4 separate regions of the Homo sapiens genome follow, and regions 1, 3 and 4 are each linked to region 2. A link is a contact called in ENCODE Hi-C or POLR2A ChIA-PET data. All regions are on one chromosome and are shown on one strand. The core of a region is the stretch at or near the end of the contact, and the rest is flanking DNA. Distances in the headings are between cores, read along the strand shown.

The links. Hi-C counts contacts between places; a loop is a spot of excess contacts on that map. ChIA-PET counts read pairs that join two places held with the same protein, here RNA polymerase II (POLR2A). Pooled maps may share reads with other maps.
Region 1: a map of B cell shows a loop between it and region 2 (19-fold over the local background). The contact joins the promoter of TJAP1 here to the promoter of SRF in region 2. A Hi-C loop is called at or near these places in 6 of 168 maps with a recorded cell type or tissue (B cell, CD4-positive, alpha-beta T cell, CD8-positive, alpha-beta T cell and 2 more), 9 of 37 single-sample maps with no recorded cell type and 16 of 50 pooled maps. POLR2A ChIA-PET finds 5 or more read pairs at or near these places in 11 of 52 experiments (Caco-2, HCT116, HEK293T and 8 more).
Region 3: a pooled map shows a loop between it and region 2 (8-fold over the local background). The contact joins the promoter of RPL7L1 here to the promoter of SRF in region 2. A Hi-C loop is called at or near these places in 1 of 37 single-sample maps with no recorded cell type and 11 of 50 pooled maps. POLR2A ChIA-PET finds 5 or more read pairs at or near these places in 5 of 52 experiments (CD4-positive, alpha-beta T cell, HepG2, Panc1 and 2 more).
Region 4: a loop to region 2 is called in a map of CD8-positive, alpha-beta T cell, with 12 times the contacts of the local background. The contact joins the promoter of ABCC10 here to the promoter of SRF in region 2. A Hi-C loop is called at or near these places in 7 of 168 maps with a recorded cell type or tissue (B cell, CD8-positive, alpha-beta T cell, Right ventricle myocardium inferior and 2 more), 24 of 37 single-sample maps with no recorded cell type and 25 of 50 pooled maps. POLR2A ChIA-PET finds 5 or more read pairs at or near these places in 11 of 52 experiments (CD4-positive, alpha-beta T cell, GM12878, H1 and 8 more).

Annotation. Positions count from the first base shown.
Region 1 is chr6:43,475,999-43,479,186 of GRCh38, forward strand. It overlaps TJAP1 (tight junction associated protein 1), which reads left to right and starts at 1,572. Exons shown (of 11, transcript NM_001350562.2): 1 at 1,572-1,630; 2 at 2,089-2,234. RefSeq lists an enhancer at 1,922-2,715.
Region 2 is chr6:43,169,813-43,173,129 of GRCh38, forward strand. SRF (serum response factor) reads left to right here and starts at 1,457. Exons shown (of 7, transcript NM_003131.4): 1 at 1,457-2,357. The coding sequence starts at 1,845. RefSeq lists enhancers at 661-1,390, 2,417-3,317, 2,676-2,885 and a silencer at 1,366-1,945.
Region 3 is chr6:42,877,846-42,880,961 of GRCh38, forward strand. RPL7L1 (ribosomal protein L7 like 1) reads left to right here and starts at 1,771. Exons shown (of 6, transcript NM_001366481.3): 1 at 1,771-2,106; 2 at 3,016-3,116. The coding sequence starts at 2,066. RefSeq lists enhancers at 783-1,740, 1,483-1,952, 1,741-2,697, 1,973-2,032.
Region 4 is chr6:43,425,682-43,428,824 of GRCh38, forward strand. ABCC10 (ATP binding cassette subfamily C member 10) reads left to right here and starts at 1,860. Exons shown (of 22, transcript NM_001198934.2): 1 at 1,860-2,076; 2 at 2,287-2,458. The coding sequence starts at 2,298. LOC105375065 (a long non-coding RNA gene) reads left to right here. Exons shown (of 6, transcript XR_007059585.1): 6 at 1-333. RefSeq lists enhancers at 1-335, 2,437-2,506.

The DNA of each region.
Region 1 (3,188 bases), core at 322-2,821, 310 kb after region 2:
AGTGCTAAGTGGGGCCTTGAGGTCATGTAACTTCCATCTATGCATTTTCTTATTTTATAGTATTTTCAACCCCTCTTCTCCACCAGTATATTCCAAAATCTGTCAATCACCAACCTCCATACCATTTATTCATTCAATAAATATTTACTGGCCGGTGCAGTGGCTCACACCTGTAATCTCAGCACTTTGGGAGGCTGAGGCAGGTGGATCACTTGAGGTCAGGAGTTCGAGACCAGCCTGGCCAACATGGTGGAATGGTGGAACTCCCATCTCTACTAAAAATACAAAAAATTAGCTGGCATGCGCCTGTAATCCCAGCTACACAGGAAACTGAGGTGGGAGAATCACTTGAACCCGGGAGGCGGAGGTTGCAGTGAGCCGAGATCGCACCACTACACTCCAGCCTGGGCAACAGAGTGAGACCCTGTCTCAAAAATTAATTAATTAATTAAACAAACAGAATAAAAAAAATCTATTGAATACCTACTATGCCAGGCATTGTTTTAGACACTGGGGATACTGTGATGAGCAAGAAAACATCCCAGACCTCTGGAGTTTGCTTTGTAGTGGGGAGATGATCAATAAACAATAAATATTTAATATAATGTCAGATAATGATAAGTACTATGAATGAAAACATTAAAGCAGGGTAAAGGAGAATAGGGATGCTGATTTAGATTGAGTGGCCAAGGAAGGCTTCTCTAAAGTGATGACACTTGAGCAAAGACACAAATGAGAGTCAATATTTGGAGGAAGAACATTCCAGGTATGGGGAATAGCAAATTTAGAGACCCTGAGGCAGAAATATGCTTAATGCATTGGAGGAAAACATGCCATTTATTCATTAGGCAATTATTGTGTGCCAAGCACCTGCTAGGGAGTATGAAGATGCAATCAAACATAGTTTTTGCCCTGAAGAAGCAGCAGGGCAAAAGTGGTATAACATGTAAATAAATAATTACACTGCACGGGACAGCTACAGTAAAGCTATGTACAAGTTGCTAGTGATGCCCAGCAAAAGGAGCACTAAAGGGAAATCTTTCTGGGGGAGGTGACATTTTAGCTGATGGTTTGAAGGAATAGGAGGAATTGATGATGCAAAGGAGGAGGAGAGAGATTAGACATCTTAAGGCCCGATGTCCTGAAAACAAAGGACAATTTGGGAACCTGAAGTTCCCAGGAGAGGCAAAAAATGAGGCTGATGAAGGTGGAAGAGCCTGGATCATGCGGATCTTTGAATGCCAAACTGAAAAGCTGGTTTTATTCTCTGGATGACGGGGAACCAGTAGCACGATTCTCTCTCCCACTGTATCTTTGAGATGTGTTCCCCTATTCTTTTTTTTTTTTTTTTTCTTTCAGTACTGGATTCTTTCCCCGCTTCCCGCTATTGCCCTGCTCCTGACACCTCCTTCCTTCTGTGGCCAGTCCTCCAATCCCTGCTTTCAGGAGAGCCCCATTTTTCACCATCACCTACCTAGTGTCCCACCTCCCCAACCCGAGGCCCCGCCCCCATGGCCCCGCCTCAGATGACGCGACACGCCAAGTGCGTGGGGATTCCCGCGGCCCTGGCCACTACCCGGCCTGCCCCGCGGCAAGATGGCGGCCTGAACGCAGCTGGCAGCGGCGGAAAGTTTGTTGTGGGGTTGGAGTAGTCGGGCGGGGAAGCCAGAGTTGGGGAGGATTGCGGGGGCCCTAGCCTGTAGTAGGGGCGAAGGGGGTACTGGCTCCAGGGTTGAAAAGAGGAGATGGAATGGAGTAAGGTCCGAGGCGGAGAGGAAAAAAAGGAGCTGGGGCGGACCGGGGCCCTAGGGTCCAGTGGCAGCCCTAGGGGAGGGGGATTTGGGGGCGGGGCAGCCAGAAGTAGGTGTTGTGCAGGCCCTGGAGAAGCAGAGTCACAAGTTGGAGGAAAATTTCTTAGCCGCGAATAAAGAAGCCTGGAGCGTGGGATAGAGGCCCGACTGTATCTGGCCGGCCAGAGGGGAAAGGGATCTTTCTAGTAGAGTGGGATAGTGAGGAAGAGAGATCTGGAGGATGCCGGGCAGATCTGCTAAGGAGGGAACTAAAGCCAGTCAAATGACCCTCTTCTAGGCTTAGATCAGCCTTTCCACAGCTGTTAGCAGCATCTGCCCCAATTTCAGCTGAAGATTCAGGTGCCCCAGGGACTGGAAGAAATTACAGTGCCTACTTGGAAAGAAGAAGAGATAGCGACTTGCCCCAGTCCAACCCCAGAGCGGGTAAGGTGGCTTCCAGTGACAGGTTTCTGGCTGGCATGCTCCCTGGGAGGAGGATGCATGGGCTTAGAGTGATGCCAAGAAACATTTGGTCTGAAAAGGGCTCACTTTTATAGAGTTTGTCCTTTGTCTGAGGTCCTTAAGTTAGTGTTTGGCGTAGATTGCAGGCTGACTTTTGAGAGTTGGTGTAGAATTAAGCCTTGTGTGCCTTCACCTATGCAAGTAAACCTGGACAGAGGCCTAGAGACCAGGCCGAAGGATGTTAACACATCCCTGTCACAAGCAGTTTCCTACATGCTCATTGTTTCTGCTTCAATATCCCCATCACTTCTTCACTTTGGCGTCCTGCCTGGAAGTGGAGATTTGTGGGTGACAGATGGTGGGGAGTCACGAGAAAACAAATTCTGATCGTGTTCACTGACCATTTAGGTACCTGCTGTCACTGACTCCTGAATTCATTCTCGCTGTGTGTCTACTTTTGCTTTTTTGGTAAGAAGGGCTCATTAGTGTTCCTCTGGGGATGTGGATTTTGGTGGGGGTATCAGAGGTGAGGGAAAGGCAGGTTGGGATTAGAGAGAAAAAATGTAGATCAGTTTCTGGTAAGAGATCAAGTGGACTGATGTAAAGCTCTGGGAATGTTTAGCACCGCACTGCCTATCCTTGAGACCCCTAATATTTGAGAGCTACTTTACAGTTGGACAAGTGTGGTGATGCAAAGAAAGGATCATGGAACTTGCTCTTTTCTTTTCTGGTAGTTTTTTTCTCTCCTTTGTAATCTTCCCATCAAACCACTTTTGAAAAATATCAGTCTCAGTAGCCAAACTAAGCATGGCCTGAGAGGTAGTGGATTTGGTGTTGGAGAGAAAGGAAAGGGACTGGAGCCAGAGAACACAGTGAATGTGGCCTTCACTTCCTTTGGTGAGTGTTTTGCCCTAGCCAGAGTTGGGAGTAGCCTTC
Region 2 (3,317 bases), core at 207-2,706:
AGAGATCAGATCACTTGTCACTTGTTTCCAGGCACAGGGCTTACCAAGAGGCAGATTCCAGATTTAAATAATTCTGTAACAGCAAAGTCCAAGCTATTTTCACTGCTTTGGAGAAAAGACCCAGACCCAGAGCTTGAACCTCACTTTGCAGCACCCCAGTTCTAATCTTTTAAGTTTTTTTTTTTTTTTTTTTTTTTTTCTGCTGGGCACGGTGGTTCATGCCTATAATCCCAGCACTTTGGGAAGCCGAGGGGGAAGGATCGCTTGAGGCCAGGAGTTCGAAACCAGTCTGGGCAACATGGCAAAACCCCATCTCTACAAAAAATACAAAAATTAGGCCAGAGTGGTGGCGCGCACCTGTAGTTCCAGCTACGTGAGAGGCGGAGGTGGGAGAATCGCTTGAACCCGGGAGGCAGAGGTTGCAATGAGCTCAGATCCCGCCACTGCACTCCAGGTTGGGCGACAGAGCGATACCCTGTGTGAAACTTTTTTTTTTTTCTCCAACGGGCTTTCCAGAGAAGTGTGTGTATGTGCGTGTGTGTGCGCGAGCGTGCTTGCTTGGGCTTAAACTTTCTGTCGGGCCACACTTTCCCAAGTCTTTGCACTGGCTGTAGGGTGGGCTTTATCCTCGGGACGTCCTCCTCCCCAAGTCCAGCCTGCAGCTGGAAGTCTTCACTGATCTCCATCTCTCCTCCCTGATCTCCGTCTCTCCTCCCTGCCCGCCTCAGGACTGGGAGGCCGATCTCTCTCTCTCGCCCTCCCCTCCACCAGCCTTTTCCAGATGTATGTCTGCCAAAGACCCCCCAGTGCAGAGGATGATGAATGAAGATCCTCGAGCCAGCCCGGTGGGAAAGTTTCGTCGCCTACAAAAGCGAGGGAAAGGGAAGGGAAGTTGGGGGTAGGGGAAAAGTTAGAGCTGAGAGGCTGGGGCGCGACGAGTCTGGACACCGGGCGGGGACCCAAGCTCTCTCCGCTCAGCCAATAACTGTGCCTCCCTTAGGAAGGCGTGAGGAAATGCTCCAATCAATCCCTGCACTCCTCCCTTGGAATTTGGGCTGTATTTTTTTATTTACTGCAAACCCCACAATCCACCCAGGGGTTTCCCCAGTGTTTGCCTCCAGCGGTCCCGGTGCCCATTTACTAGTGCTGCTCCCTCTCTTCCGCAAGACTGCGCTCCAGTCCCAGCCTCCTTCTCCGCGGGTGCCTCCCAAACCGTTCTATCATTCTCGGGTTCAGGGAGGCGGAATCGTGCCTGCTCTCCGGTTCCTTTAAGAGGCGTCGGCTCCACCCCTCTCAGAGTCGCGGTCTGACGCGAGATGACAGCAACGAGTTCGGTATGTCTATGCAAATAAGCGCCCTCTTGTGGGCCAATGGGGAGCGGAGGTGCCGGAACCACGGACCAATGGGGCGGGGGCGCTGGGGCTCACCATATAAGGAGCGGCCTCGCCATAAAAGGAAACATTGTATCTCTTTATATGGGGGGAAGGGTCGGGGGATCCCTCCGCCGCCAGCGCGTGGTCCCGGCCCCCTCCACCCGCCGTCTCGGCCGCGGCCAGCAGCCCCTGCCCCCCGGGGGACGCTGACGGCCGCCCGGCGCGCCGCCCTAGCAGACGGACAGGGGGCGCTGCGCGCGGCCTGGGGCAACCCGGGCCACAGGGGCAGGAAAGTGAGGGCCCAGGTCGGCCCGGGCGTGCAGGGGCCCCGGGTTCGCAGCGGCGGCCGCGGCAGCGATAGCGGCACTAGCAGCAGCGGGAGTGCCGGGTTGAGCCGGGAAGCCGATGGCGGCGGCTGCGGCGGCTCCGATTCCTCGCTGACTGCCCGTCCGCCCTCCTGCATCGAGCGCCATGTTACCGACCCAAGCTGGGGCCGCGGCGGCTCTGGGCCGGGGCTCGGCCCTGGGGGGCAGCCTGAACCGGACCCCGACGGGGCGGCCGGGCGGCGGCGGCGGGACACGCGGGGCTAACGGGGGCCGGGTCCCCGGGAATGGCGCGGGGCTCGGGCCCGGCCGCCTGGAGCGGGAGGCTGCGGCAGCGGCGGCAACCACCCCGGCGCCCACCGCGGGGGCCCTCTACAGCGGCAGCGAGGGCGACTCGGAGTCGGGCGAGGAGGAGGAGCTGGGCGCCGAGCGGCGCGGCCTGAAGCGGAGCCTGAGCGAGATGGAGATCGGTATGGTGGTCGGTGGGCCCGAGGCGTCGGCAGCGGCCACCGGGGGCTACGGGCCGGTGAGCGGCGCGGTGAGCGGGGCCAAGCCGGGTAAGAAGACCCGGGGCCGCGTGAAGATCAAGATGGAGTTCATCGACAACAAGCTGCGGCGCTACACGACCTTCAGCAAGAGGAAGACGGGCATCATGAAGAAGGTACCAAGCCGGGGGGCTGGCCGGCCCCGGGGCCCGGTTGGGGTGGGGATGTGCAAAGGGAGCCCGGGAGGACCGCAGAGCCGAGGCGGAGGTGAGAGGCTGCGAGTCCGCAGGAGGTGTGTGGGAGGGGATGGCTCCTGCCCGGGGAGGGCCGAAGGGGAGGGGCCGCCGGGGAAATGTGGGGAGAGGGGAGATCCCGCGAACGCTCGCAACCGTGGGGAAAGGCGCAGAGGTGGGAGTGACCGGCGCCAGAGAGGAAGAGGGCCCTTGCTGAGTGAAGGGGTGAGGAGCGGTGATGGGAGGCTACGAGGCTGCCGGGGAGGTGGATAATGAGAACCCGGGATCAGTAGGTCCAGTGCACTCCGGTGTTCGGACGAGGGCGCCGGAAAAGCAGGGAGCAAACGAGAAGGTATGGAGGTGAGGAGGCTGGAGCTGCATGACAACAATGAGCGAACATGTGTGGGAGGAAGTGGGCACCACGAGAGTAGTGCTGGTTGGAAGGACAGGCAGGGTTAGGGACCAGGTAAGGGAGCGGGGCAGGAGAACTGGTGCTGCCCTGAGCAGCAGGAACCTAGTCCTGCGCCGGCCGTGAGTCTTCCATGGCATCCACTGGGAACCACATGCTCCTGGCAGGACCCGCTGCAGAATCTCCTGCCGTTAGGACAAGTGGGGTTTCCAGCCCTAGGGAGAATCTATGCTTGGATGGGGTTTGGGGGAAGTCAGGGAGGCTTGCAGAGGTACCTAGGAATTCCTCTTCTGCCAGCCAGTGAAAAGTGTTGAGGAAAGGAGTCATTTTGGGGTGTAGACGATAAGGGAAGAGATGAAAGCAGAGGAACTGGGAGACAAGGAGCTGGATCCTTGGGAACACTGGCTGGTGTTTATTTCTGTCCCATGTAGAAACCAGAGCTGCTTCCAAGGTGGTTTGCAGAACTTTGTTGGGAGAGTATGGCATCTATGGGG
Region 3 (3,116 bases), core at 521-3,020, 290 kb before region 2:
AATGCTGGGTTGTCCTGACACTTACTCATCAGAAAGTGACCTGTGCCCATGGCACTCTTTCCGGTTGGACTAGTTACATGGCAACACGAGGCCTTTAGCTGCCACCAGTATCAGTATCAATAGTGCCAAAATCGAGAAATTGGTGCTAGATCCTTAGGATCAGTGATGAGTAAGCAGTCATGGTTCCTGCCCCCCCTAGTATCATGTGGAAGAAATATTAAAAATATAATAATGTCCTGAGGGAAATCAGACACTACTCTAGAGTCTTACTAGTCAGCCCATAGACCAGTAGCACCAGCGTCACTCTGAAGCCTGTTAAAAATGCAGAATATTGGCCAGGTGCGGTGGCTCACGCCTGTAATCCCAGCACTTTGGGAGGCCGAGGCGGGCGGATCACGAGGTCAGGAGATCGAGACCATCCTGGCTAACAAGGTGAAATCTCTACTAAAAATTCAAAAAATTAGCCAGGCGTGGTGGCGGGCGCCTGTAGTCCCAGCTACTCGGGAGGCTGAGGCAGGAGAATGGCGTGAACCCGGGAGGCGGAGCTTGCAGTGAGCCAAGATCGCGCCACTGCACTCCAGCCTGGGCGACAGAGCGAGACGCCATCTCAAAAAAAAAAAAAAAAAAAAAGCAGAATATCAGCTCCCCACCCGGCCTCCTGAATAAAAATCTGTATTTTAGTAAAATCTTCAGGTGACTCCTATTCACTATTAATGCTTGAGAAGCGCTGCTCTGGAGGTTTCCAGAGATGATAAGACTTGTGTTGTTTTTCAGGATTTTTAATTTTAAAAAAAATTTATTTCTTGTTTTTTTTGAGACTGTCTCGCTCTGTCGCCCAGGCTGGAGTGCAAGTGGCACAAACTCGGCTCACGCAGCCTCCGCCTTCTGGGACTTCAGGCGCGAGCCACCACGCCCAGCTAATTTTTTGTATTTTTAGTAGAGACGGGGTTTCACCATCTTAGCCATGCTGGTCTCCAACTCCTGACCTCAAGTGATCCACCTGCCTTGGCCTCCCAAAGTGCTGGGATTACAGGTGAAAGCCACCGGCCCGACCTACTGTTTTTCAGGATTCTATATAGACTGGGAGGGAAGAACGCAAATTCCGGGCGATGAGAGCTGCATAAGGGTTTTATTTTTATTCTTTTTTTTTCTTTTCTTTTCTTTTTGTTTTTTTGAGACGGAGTCTTGCTCTGTCGCCCAGGCTGGTGGGCAGTGGCGCGATCTCGGCTCACTGTAACCTCCGCCCAAGACGGGGTTTCGCCGTGTTGGCCAGGCTGATCTCGAACTCCTGACCTCAGGTGATCCTCCCGTCTCGGCCTCCCTCCCAAAGTGCTGGGATTACAGGCGTGAGCCACCGCGCCCGGCCTGTGTAACGGTTTTAGACGGGAAGGAAGCATGTTGTAGTTTTCGGTCCAGCAGTAATAGTAACAAACATAGTGCTGACAGACACTGCTAAACGCTTTATCTAATCTCCTGTAATCCTCGTAACGCCATTAGGTAGACCTATTATTACTGTACACCCATTTTATGGGTAATGAAGCCGCAGTATAGAGGGGTTAAATAACGTGTTCAAGGACGCATCGACGGGGCCAAGCAGACGGAATTGCAGCTACCTGCTTTACCACTCTAAGTCCTCAACAAACACTTCCACCTACACGTGAGAGCCAAAGCCATAGCCTCCAAGTTTTTCCACAGAGCGAAAATGTTTCGCGGAGTTTGCCTGTCTTCCTCCCCAGAGACGCAGCACAGCCGCGCCGGAAGTGCGGCGCCGTAGCTAGGAGCGGACGCCATAGGTGCATTGTGGGAAGCACTTTGCTGTCCACAGCCAGGCCGCTTGTGATGAAACTGTAACTTACAAGAAAAGGGCTGGGTTTTGAAAATAACACAGGCTCTAAAAACCCTAAGAAGCGGTGCAACTTTTGGCAGGAATCGGGGTTAGCGGGACCTCAAGGGCTCACTGCGGCTAAGTGAACGCTGACTGGTCCTCCAGCGTGAGCTAGAACAGACGTCTCTATGGTCAAGTAAACAGAGCGTGTGCTGTCTTCCCCATGTGGTGGGGTTGCGCATGATCAGTAGCTGCACCACTAGAAAGATGGCGGAGCAAGAGTGAGTGTTTGGGGCTTTGAATATCTGGAGTGGGGTCTTGAGTATCCGGTGCCATCCACGGTGTTTATGCCTTGGTGGCGGATTCCTGTGGGCTCTAGGAATAGAAAAGGCCACAGTTTACAAAGGGTGGGGGTGAGGAGGAGTAGCGCTGTGGCGGAGGAGGGAGGGGACCGCGGTCAAGTTCGGGTTATCTGGAGAGGCGAGGATTGACTTCAGGCAGCGGGCTGGAGTGCCACAGTTGAATTCACCCAGCCCGACAAGTGTTAACTCTGCAGATAGGCCTGCCCCCGCCCCAACCCCATAGATTCGTCGCTGCTAGTGCCTATGAAGAACTGTGGCCGTGAAAACCCTGTTAACTTATACGAACCCAGAGGCTAAAGGATTCATTATTTTCCGAGGCTTTGGGGATGAGTGACTATTAGGGATGGATTTATGAGGCCTGGAGTCAGAAACCGCAGGTTTCAGGGGAATCTTTCTTCAGATACTTGAAAACAGTAATGTTCCCTAAAGCCCAGGATATTGAATTGGTTTGGAAATCCATTGAATGTTCGTTTTCTTTTTTGTTGTTGTTTTTGTTTTGAGACGGAGTCTTGCTCTGTCCCCCAGGCTGGAGCGCAGTGTCGGGATCTCGGCTCGGTGCAACCTCCGCCTCCCGGGTTCAAGCGATTCTCCTGCCTCAGTCTCCCGAGTAGCTGGGATTACAGGCGTGCGCCACCACGCCCAGCTGATTTTTTATTTTTAGTAGAAACGGGGGTTTCACCATGTTGGTCAGGCTGGTCTCGAACTCCTGACCTCAGGTAATCCACCCACCTCGGCCTCCCAGAGTGCTGGGATTACAGGCTTGAGCCACCGAGCCCGGCCAAGTGTTCTTTTCTAAATGTTATCTCTGATCTCAATTTTCTGCATCAGGCAAAGAAAAATCCCTTTGGTTCCAGAAAATCTCCTGAAAAAGAGGAAGGCTTATCAAGCCCTCAAAGCCACCCAGGCAAAGCAGGCACTTTTGGCAAAGA
Region 4 (3,143 bases), core at 610-3,109, 260 kb after region 2:
TATGACCTTACCCCCAACCCCCTGCTCTCTGAAACATGTGCTGTGTCCGCTGAGGGTTAAATGGATTAAGGGCGGTGCAAGTGCTTTGTTAAACAGATGCTTGATGGCAGCATGCTCGTTAAGAGTCATCACCACTCCCTAATCTCAAGTACCCAGGGACACAAACACTGCGGAAGGCCGCAGGGTCCTCTGCCTAGGAAAACCAGAGACCTTTGTTCACTTGTTTATCTGCTGACCTTCCCTCCACTATTGTCTTATGACCCTGCCAAATCCCCTTCTGCGAGAAACACCCAAGAATGATCAATAAAAATAAATAAATAAATAAATAAAAAACTGTGATTCATGGGATTCATGGGAGGAGGACAACGTATATCAACATTAACAGAAGTTTGGAAGAAGCTGATTCCAACCTTCACGGATGGACCTTCAAGACATCAGTGGAGGAAGTAACTGCAGATGTGATGGAAACAGCAAGTGAATTAGAATTAGAAGTGGAGCCTGGCCAGGTGCAGTGGCTCACACCTATAATCCCAGCACTTTGGGAGGCCAAGGCAAGCGCATCACCTGAGGCCAGGAGTTCAAGACCAGCCTGGGCCAGGTAGCAAGACTCTGTTAATTAATTACTAAAGATTGTGAAATGCAAACCTACATCTCTTAGTTTTTAAAAATAGGAAAATTAATTCTTGACGTTGAGGGATATGGGGCTTCTTACTGAGATTAAGTGGGATAACCATAATTGTCATTTGTTTAGCTTTTCTTCTTCAAGCACTGTACACACCTATGTAAAGGCGGATACCAACACCATGCCTGACAAACATAATAAAATAAAGATGCAGAAGTAACCTGCCCAACATCCCTCTGCTAAAAGCATTCAAACCCAGGTCCGTATAATTATAAAGGTTATGTTCTTCCCACTGCTTCCTTAAAAGATTTATTGGAGGACTACCCTAGGCAAAGCACTTGCCCTAAGCACTCTAAATTAATTATTCAACTCTCTCAACAGTACTTTAGTATTGGTATTGTCCCTGTTGTACAAATAAAGAAGTTGAGGCTCGGCCGGGGTGGTGGCTCACGCCTGTAATCCCGGCTCTTCGGAAGGCCAAGGCGGACGGATCACGAGGTCAGGAGATCGAGACCATCCTTGCCAACATGGTGAAACCCCGTCTCTACTAAAAATACGAACAAAAAAATTGGCTGGGCGTGGTTGCGCGCGCCTGTAGTCCCAGCTACTCGGGAGGCTGAGGCAGGAGAATCGCTTTAACCCGGGAGGCGGAGGTTGCAGTGAACCGAGATTGTGCCACTGCACTCCAGCCTGGTGACAGAGCGAGACTCCGTCCCCCCCCCAAAAAAAAGTTGAGGCTCAAAAAAGTTAGGTAACTTGTCCAAGGTCATGCAGCCCTAGAATAATAAGGGAAAACAGTGTGTCCCAAAATGGCATTATTTGTCCGTGGGGCAGGTATGTTTGAATTTCCATCCATCCATCTATCTATCTGAGACTGGGGTCTCGCTATGCTGCTTGGACTGTTCTCGAACTCCTGGGCTCAGGCCATCCTCCTGGGATCTACCGGCGCGCAGAGACTACGGGCGCGCAGGGACTACCGAGGCGCGCAACCGTGCCCGGCTCCCCACCTCTTCAAGAAATGGAGATTGCAATGCTTGTGCCAACTAGTAAGCTTACACAGTTGTGAGCGAATACTCCACGTGAGAGGTTATAAATGACGTTGCACTAAGGGAGGGATGGATCCTTAACGCAAGTCAGGCCACAAAAGCGTACCAAAACGCAACTGTGCGTCTGCACCAGCGCGCCTGCGTGCAAAGGCCAGCCGAAGCAGAGAGCAGTGCACATGCGTGCAGCTACCAGCATATGGGCGTGGCGAATAGCGCCGGCTAGGTCTTCCAACCTCTAGGTGGGGTGCCAGCCGGGGCGGGCCCAGCACCCCGGCCGGGCAGTACTTTTTTTTTTTTTGCATACACCAGTTCTCAGGATATCGGAATCCGGTGCACAGCAGCTTCTTCAGGTTTGAGGTTCCGGATGCCTGGGGGCGGAGAAACGGGAGGGGAAAAACAGATGGCAAGGTGGGTGACCAGCGTCCAGAAATCCACTGGGGAAACCTCCTCCCGTTTTTACCCTTGGTACCGCGAGAATGGGCGGGGTCTGGCTTCGGGGCGGAAGCGACGGGCGGTCCCGGTTCCAGGGCGGGGCTGGAGACAGGGAGACCCGGCTGGGAAGTGCAGGCAAAGCCGGCTGTTACCCTGCACAGCCGTCACCCTCAACTTTCCCTTCAGGTGAGGCGTCCATGGAACGACTTCTGGCCCAGCTGTGCGGCAGCAGCGCAGCGTGGCCGCTCCCGCTGTGGGAGGGGGACACCACAGGCCACTGCTTCACCCAGCTGGTGCTCAGCGCCCTGCCCCACGCGCTCCTCGCCGTGCTCAGTGCCTGTTACTTGGGCACCCCGAGGTGGGTAGAGACGGGCGCAAGGCATCTGTCCATGTGTGCCTGCAGATCTCACCCGCGGCCTACATCTTCCGGCAGTGTCACCAGAATAGCGAGGTCTCTGGAGTAGGGCAGAAGTAGAATAAAATCTAAGCATTGCTACTTAGCAGCAATGTGGCTGTTCTTGGGCAAGTACCTGCCTTCTCTGAGTCTCATTGTTGGGAGGTTTAAATGAGATAATGAATTTAAGCATATAGTGCAGCGCCTGGCATGTTTTTAAAGGTCCGATGAGTATCAGAAATCATCAGAATTGTCCATTTTCAGCTACCCGGACTCAGCTGTCATGAATTGGAGGCAGAATTGGGGGAACAACGTTTTTAGCCAAAAGCGATGATGTGTTTAAGTTGTAGGCTCAGTTTCTCACCACTGCAACCCATGAAACCTTAGTGTTTCCAGATTAAGAAAAGCATACCTAGGCTCAGCTGAAGAGGAAGCAGTAGATAGACAAGAAGAGCAAAATCAAACATTAAGCCTTCCCCAATTAAGGGCTATAAGGTGTGGATGCTAAACTCAACTTGATTTTGTATTTAGTTCTTGTATGGCTAGAGATGACTAAAGTTAGTCTCATTCTGGCTGCCGAGAAGATAGGAGGACGGTGTGGTCTCTGCCTTTGGGAGTTCCTAGTCTGATGGGGGGAAGTGTCTCTATC